2 separate regions of the Homo sapiens genome follow, and region 1 is linked to region 2. Evidence: chromatin contacts called from ENCODE POLR2A ChIA-PET data. All regions are on one chromosome and are shown on one strand. Each heading gives the region's core, a stretch centred on a gene start or an enhancer-like site at or near the end of the contact. The rest is flanking DNA. Distances are from core to core; before and after follow the strand shown. Region 1 holds the start of UVRAG-DT (UVRAG divergent transcript). Region 2 overlaps PLAAT2 (phospholipase A and acyltransferase 2).

What was found. ChIA-PET counts read pairs that join two places held with the same protein, here RNA polymerase II (POLR2A).
Region 1: POLR2A ChIA-PET joins it to region 2 with 8 read pairs in OCI-LY7. The contact joins the promoter of UVRAG-DT here to the enhancer-like site in region 2. POLR2A ChIA-PET finds 5 or more read pairs at or near these places in 2 of 52 experiments (OCI-LY7 and activated CD8-positive, alpha-beta memory T cell).

Annotation. Positions count from the first base shown.
Region 1 is chr11:75,813,537-75,816,236 of GRCh38, reverse strand. UVRAG-DT (UVRAG divergent transcript) reads left to right here and starts at 1,440. Exons shown (of 2, transcript NR_144531.1): 1 at 1,440-1,774; 2 at 2,376-2,700. It overlaps UVRAG (UV radiation resistance associated), which reads right to left and starts at 1,027. Exons shown (of 15, transcript NM_003369.4): 1 at 713-1,027. The coding sequence starts at 829. RefSeq lists a silencer at 704-903 and enhancers at 1,199-1,493, 1,364-1,793, 1,717-2,700.
Region 2 is chr11:63,552,505-63,555,204 of GRCh38, reverse strand. It overlaps PLAAT2 (phospholipase A and acyltransferase 2), which reads left to right. Exons shown (of 4, transcript NM_017878.2): 4 at 2,140-2,435. The coding sequence ends at 2,241. Among named protein-coding and RNA genes, the nearest start is that of PLAAT2, 9.5 kb to the left of the region's middle. RefSeq lists an enhancer at 1,111-1,230. Within about 2 kb of position 1,269, at least 8 of the 41 ENCODE cell types and tissues checked have a DNase peak (open chromatin) inside an H3K27ac peak, as active enhancers do; they include OCI-LY7, where a contact is called at or near this core.

The sequences.
Region 1 (2,700 bases), core at 191-2,690, about 12 Mb before region 2:
TCCTCAAAGCCCTTCCTAAAGGATGGAGGAACACATGAATATATACATCAAATCCTCCTTCCACAGAGACTCACTGAAGGGAATGAAGAAGGAAAAAGTCCTCCTAATTATTAAGATGCGTTCCTTGGGACTCGGAGAATTAGGAAGGAAACCCCCAAGTCTTGAATACATTTCTCTAAAGAGGCCGAATACTTAATAATCAGGGGAGATTAAAGCAAATGGTAGACACCCTAAAGTCTCCTCCAGGGCTCTTGCACGAAGAGTACAAACTGGTTTCTCCGTAAGCGGGGATGGCCAGGTGGGGAAAGAAAGGAAAAGTGCTTTCACTATGGCCCGTGGGACACAGGGGGTTCCCCGGGTCCCTTCCTGGGCGGAACGAGGGAGAGGGTCTGCGCGGGGCAATCCCCGGCTCCCTGCGTTGGGGGAGGCGGCCTCGGGCCGGGGCCCCAGGGACTTGAGCTGGCTGGCTGCTTGTCCCTTAACAAGCCCATCTCCTGTAACGGGATTCTCCTAGGACTCCGGGATCTCCCGGAGGTTCGGCCATCACTGGACCCCTCCCCGCACAAACCTCCTGACAGTCTTCCTCAGTCCCGCGAGCCCTCCGGGTCCCTGCTCTGGGTGTCCCGGCTCGCGGGGTCAGCCCGGAGCCAGCAAGCTCTCCACGCGGGCCTGCCCGGGTCCCTCCCGAGTGCTGCGAGCCGCGCGGGCTTACCTGCTGAGACGGCAGCTCCACATGCAGGGCCCGCGCGGCAGAACCGGGAGGCAGAGCAGCGGCCGGGCCCGGGGGTGGCTGGGGGACGGGGCCCCCGACCGACGCGGAGGCGCTCATCTCGATCCAGGGGCCGCCAAGCGGCGGGGCGGGCACTCTTCCGGCATCCGCCGCCGCCCCCTTGCCACCACCTACCAAGCCCCTGCAGCCTAGAAACCCGCCACCCGAGAGGCACTACTGCTCAGCCCAGACAGTAGCCGCCGCCGCTGCCGCCGCTGCCGCCGTTGCCGCCGCTGGCTAAGGAAGAGCCATATTACCGCAGTGCAACCCCTCCACCCCGCTGAGACCCGGAGCGCTCATTGGCTTAGCCCTCAAGGGGGCGGGACCCAACGGCAGAAAAGGGGCGTGCTATTGGGTAGAAGGTCTGTCCATCGCTGGCATTACTGGACTTGGGGGCGGAGGGACTCAAGGATGGCCTCAATTGCGTCTGTCAAGCCGGGGTGAAACCTGGGGCGTTGCTTCTTTTTTTCCCAGTCTAATTGGTTCTTTTACTACCAACGGGCAGAGTCTCCTGGTGGAGGCGGAAGGGCCATTGCAAGAGGTCGCTGTCAATTGTCAGTAAAGGGAAAGAGGGGTGGGGTCTTGATTAGGTAGAGCGCGCTTCTGGGCTCCGGTGTCACGTGCAGGAGGCGGGAGAGTCACCTGATTAGGGAGAACCGGTCTTCTGAGCCACTTCCGCCCTCACTGGTTGCCGTGGTAACAGGCCTCCGGTGGAGGGCGGGGACCCTCGGAAGCCAGCTGGGTGGCGATCGCTTGTCTGCCTTGGCAGGCCCCTTGTGCAGTCTTTTCCCGGCGTGAGCGTGCAGGGATTGAAAAGGAATGCTTTATGGTTCAGCAGAGAGCCACCACGCAGGATGCACTGGGACCTGAGAACCGTCGGGCAGTCCCACGAGCTCTTTCATGACCAGCTCCAACCGACAAGTACACGCCCCTTCGCACTCCACTAGCTAGTAAGCTGAGCTACAAGGTGTGCCAGGCACCCAGGACGCCGATTCACCGCTTCAGGTGGGCTGTTTGTGCTGTGTCCCCAGAAAGCCTTTGCTACTTATCCATCAGTCTTAGCTGGGGCAGGAGTCCCTTCTTCCAAAAGGCTTCTCTGAGCCTCTCTGGGACCTTGAGTTAGGAATTTTGACCCTACCGTGGGTCTGGATTATTCTATTAATTTTTTTTAACAGTGCCTCATTCTTTCGCCCGGGCTGGAGTGCAGTGGCAAAATCACGGCTCATTGCAGCCTCGACCTCCTGGGCTCAAGTGATCCTCCCACCTCACCCTCCTAAGTAGCTGGGAATACAGGCACATGCCACCAGGCCCAGCTAATTTTAAAATTTTTTTGTAAAGATGGGGTTCTGGCCATATTTCCCAGACTAGTCTCAAACTCCCAGGCTCAAGCGATCCTCCAGTCTCGGGCTCCCAAAGTGTTGGGATTACAGGCATGAGCCACCAGGCCTGGCCACATTGTCTTTTAACACATGTAAGCAGCCACCCTCCTTCCCACACACACACAAAATACTGTGAATTCTTCAAGCAAAAGGACTTTGTCTGATTCATCTCTGGATCCCCAGTGCCTGACAGAGAATCAGGAAATTTTTTTTTTTTTTTTTTGCAGTGAAGGCCCAGCTCAAATGCCACCTCTTCCATGAAGACTTCCGTGATCCACAATGATAGCATCTCCAGCAATTGCTTCTATAATGAATAGCATGAGTCATTCTGCAGGATGTTGATCTTCCTTTTTTTACTCCTAGACTGAATTTTTCCACCACCTGGATGAACATAGCAGAAAGAACATAGTGTTTTAGAGTCAGACACAATAGGAATCAGGCACTTTGGAATCTTGGCTCTACCACCTTTGAGCTATGTATCCCAAGGCAAGTCACTTCCCCTCTCTCAGCTTTAAAATAGTAATAGGATTGCTGTAGGGATTAAAGTAAATC
Region 2 (2,700 bases), core at 20-2,519:
GTCCTTTGAAATATAATCATCAGGAAGGATAGAGCCTCTGTCCCCAATATCCGTGGGAGGTTAGAATCCTAACTTTGATAATTGCCAGCTAGCAGACACAGCTGGCCTCATCGCATATTCAGGGACTAATCCTTTGTAATATTTCACCTCCCTGACTCTATGAGCCCTCGCTCACCCGTCTCCCTACTCCTCCATCTCCCTTTACAATGTCAGTCACCTCTGCACAAATTGGAATGGAGCTCAGCTCTTTCCCTGCTGTCAGTAGAGACTGAATCAAATCTGTTTTTGCTGTCTTAAGTTATGTCTGGCTTTGTTTGTCTTTGACACTTGGAAACAATTCTGAGTGTATTTGAATAAAATGGTTTTTTTTCCCCCTTTCTTTTCCCCAGTCACTCACATGCTTCAAATTCATTGATACTCCACAGAAATCTGCTATTTGGTCGCTGGTTTAAATACTTGCTTCCCTGTCTGTGAAGGGCTTAAGTGCCCCTGTTGGGAAGTCAGGCAGATCTGAGCCTTGTCACTTGTCAGCTGTGTGGCTTTGCGTGAGTTCTTTTTTTTTTTTTCTTTTTTTTTTGAGACATAGTCTCACTCTGTCACCAAGGCTGGAGTGCAGTGGCGTGATCTTGGCTCACTGCAACCTCTGCCTCCTGGGTTCAAGCAATTCTCCTGCCTCAGCCTCCCAGGTAGCTGGGATTATAGGCACCCGCCACCATGCCTGGCTAATTTTTTTTAGTGGAGACGGGGGTCTCACCATGTTGGCCAGGCTGGTCTCGAACTCCTGACCTCAAATGATCTGCCCACCTCAGCCTCCCAAAATGCTGGGATTACAGGTGTGAGCCACCGCCCCCCCGGCCTTTGCGTGAGTTCTTTACACTGTCCATCCTCAGTCTTCTCCTCTGGAAAGTAGGAATTAGAATCACTACCTCCTAGAGTTGTCAGGCAGATTAAAAAAAATACTGGGCCTGGAGAGTTCCCAGCACAGTGCTGATATCTAGAAAGCAGCCATTCTCACAGTTTTCACCCCCACCCCCCACCCCGTGTTGTTTCCCCCAGTCGCTCCAGTGCTAGTCTCTCAGAGACAGTGGCCCAGGCAGGGCAGACCCACAGGATCGCAGCAGACTGTCTCGGCTAGCTCCCAAAAGCTGTGCCGAGCACACCAACCCTCGGGGGTCGGCCTCACATCTCTGTGGTTTTTTCAGTTTCTTCTTCCTTTTGCAGAACCATTTCCTGCCAGCACATAAGTGAGACAATCTTACTCATTAAAGCACACCCTCAATGCTCCTCATGGGCCAGCATTTGTTCAGCAGATGAATTATGAGTGCCGACTCTGTGCCTGGCAGTGGGATCAGCACCTGGGACATTGAGACCAATCCAGGCGAGCTCCCTGCCCTCAAGCCTGTGTAGTGAGAGTTCCCAGGGGTGATTTCCCAACTTCATATCTGCCTCAAGGGCCCCAGTCAGCCAGCCCTGACCTAGAACATTGGGGCACTGCCCCTCTGTCCTTGCTGGGGGTTTACTATGCTTTTTGCTTTAATTATTATTGTTATTTTTTAAGACAGGGACTCACTTTGTCACCCAAGCTGGAATGCAGTGGTGCAATCTTGGCTCACTGCAACCTCCGCCTCCTGGGCTCAAGTCATCTTCCTGCCTCAGCCTCCTGAGTAGCTGGGACTACAGGTGTGCACCACCTGGACTCAGCTGTTTTTTTTTTTTTGTATTTTTTTGTAGAGATGGGGGTCTCACCATGTTGCCTAGGCTGGTCTTGAACTCCTGGGCTCAAGCAATCGGCCCATCTCAGCCTCCCAAGGTGTGAGGATTGCAGGTGTGAACCACTGAGCCCGACCTATTATGCTTTTAATACCCACAGGTGCATCTGGTTTTCCTCCTTTGACTCTGTGTATATCACGCCTATGGCTTCATTCTTCCATTCATTCTGTGCCCACCAGACATCTCCACTCCTCTTTCCTGGGTGGCCTGACCTCTTGGCATCCCCTCTCCCAGCCAATATTTGTTCCCTCTGTGATTCAAATGAAGAGGACTGGGCCAGATGAGTCTTTCCTGAGCTGTAGTTTCCTGGTGTATGTATCGTGGTCCCGCCCTGATGCTGAGTGTGCTCTCCCTTCTCTTCTGCTGCAGGTCACTGGTGCAGTCACGACAGTAGGTGTGGCAGCAGGCCTGCTGGCTGCCGCAAGCCTTGTGGGGATCCTGCTGGCCAGAAGCAAGCGGGAAAGGCAATAAATCCAAGAAATTGTCCCAACAACCACCAATTCTTACGGAGGAATATTATTTAGCCAGCAGGAGTGGAGTTTGGTTTACTGATTTTACTGTTTTGTGTTCATGAATCTTTATTTTAATGGAGTTAAAAGCACAGGAAAATGTATTTGGAAATGCAGCTTAGTATGAATTCTATTAAAGACACAATTGGGCTCTGCTATGGACTGAATGCTTGTGTTTCTCTCACACTCCAAATTCATATGTTGAACTCTAACCCACCTGTGGGATGGTATTGGAGGTGGGGTCACTGGGAGGTAATTAGGTTGTGAGGGTAGAGCCTCTAGGATGGATTTAGTGTTCTTATATGAAAAGGAAGAGACTAGACCGGGCACAGTGGCTCATGCCTGTAATCCCAGCACTTTGGGAGGCCAAGGTGGGAGGATCACCTGAGGTCAGGAGTTCGAGACCAGCCTGGCCAACGTG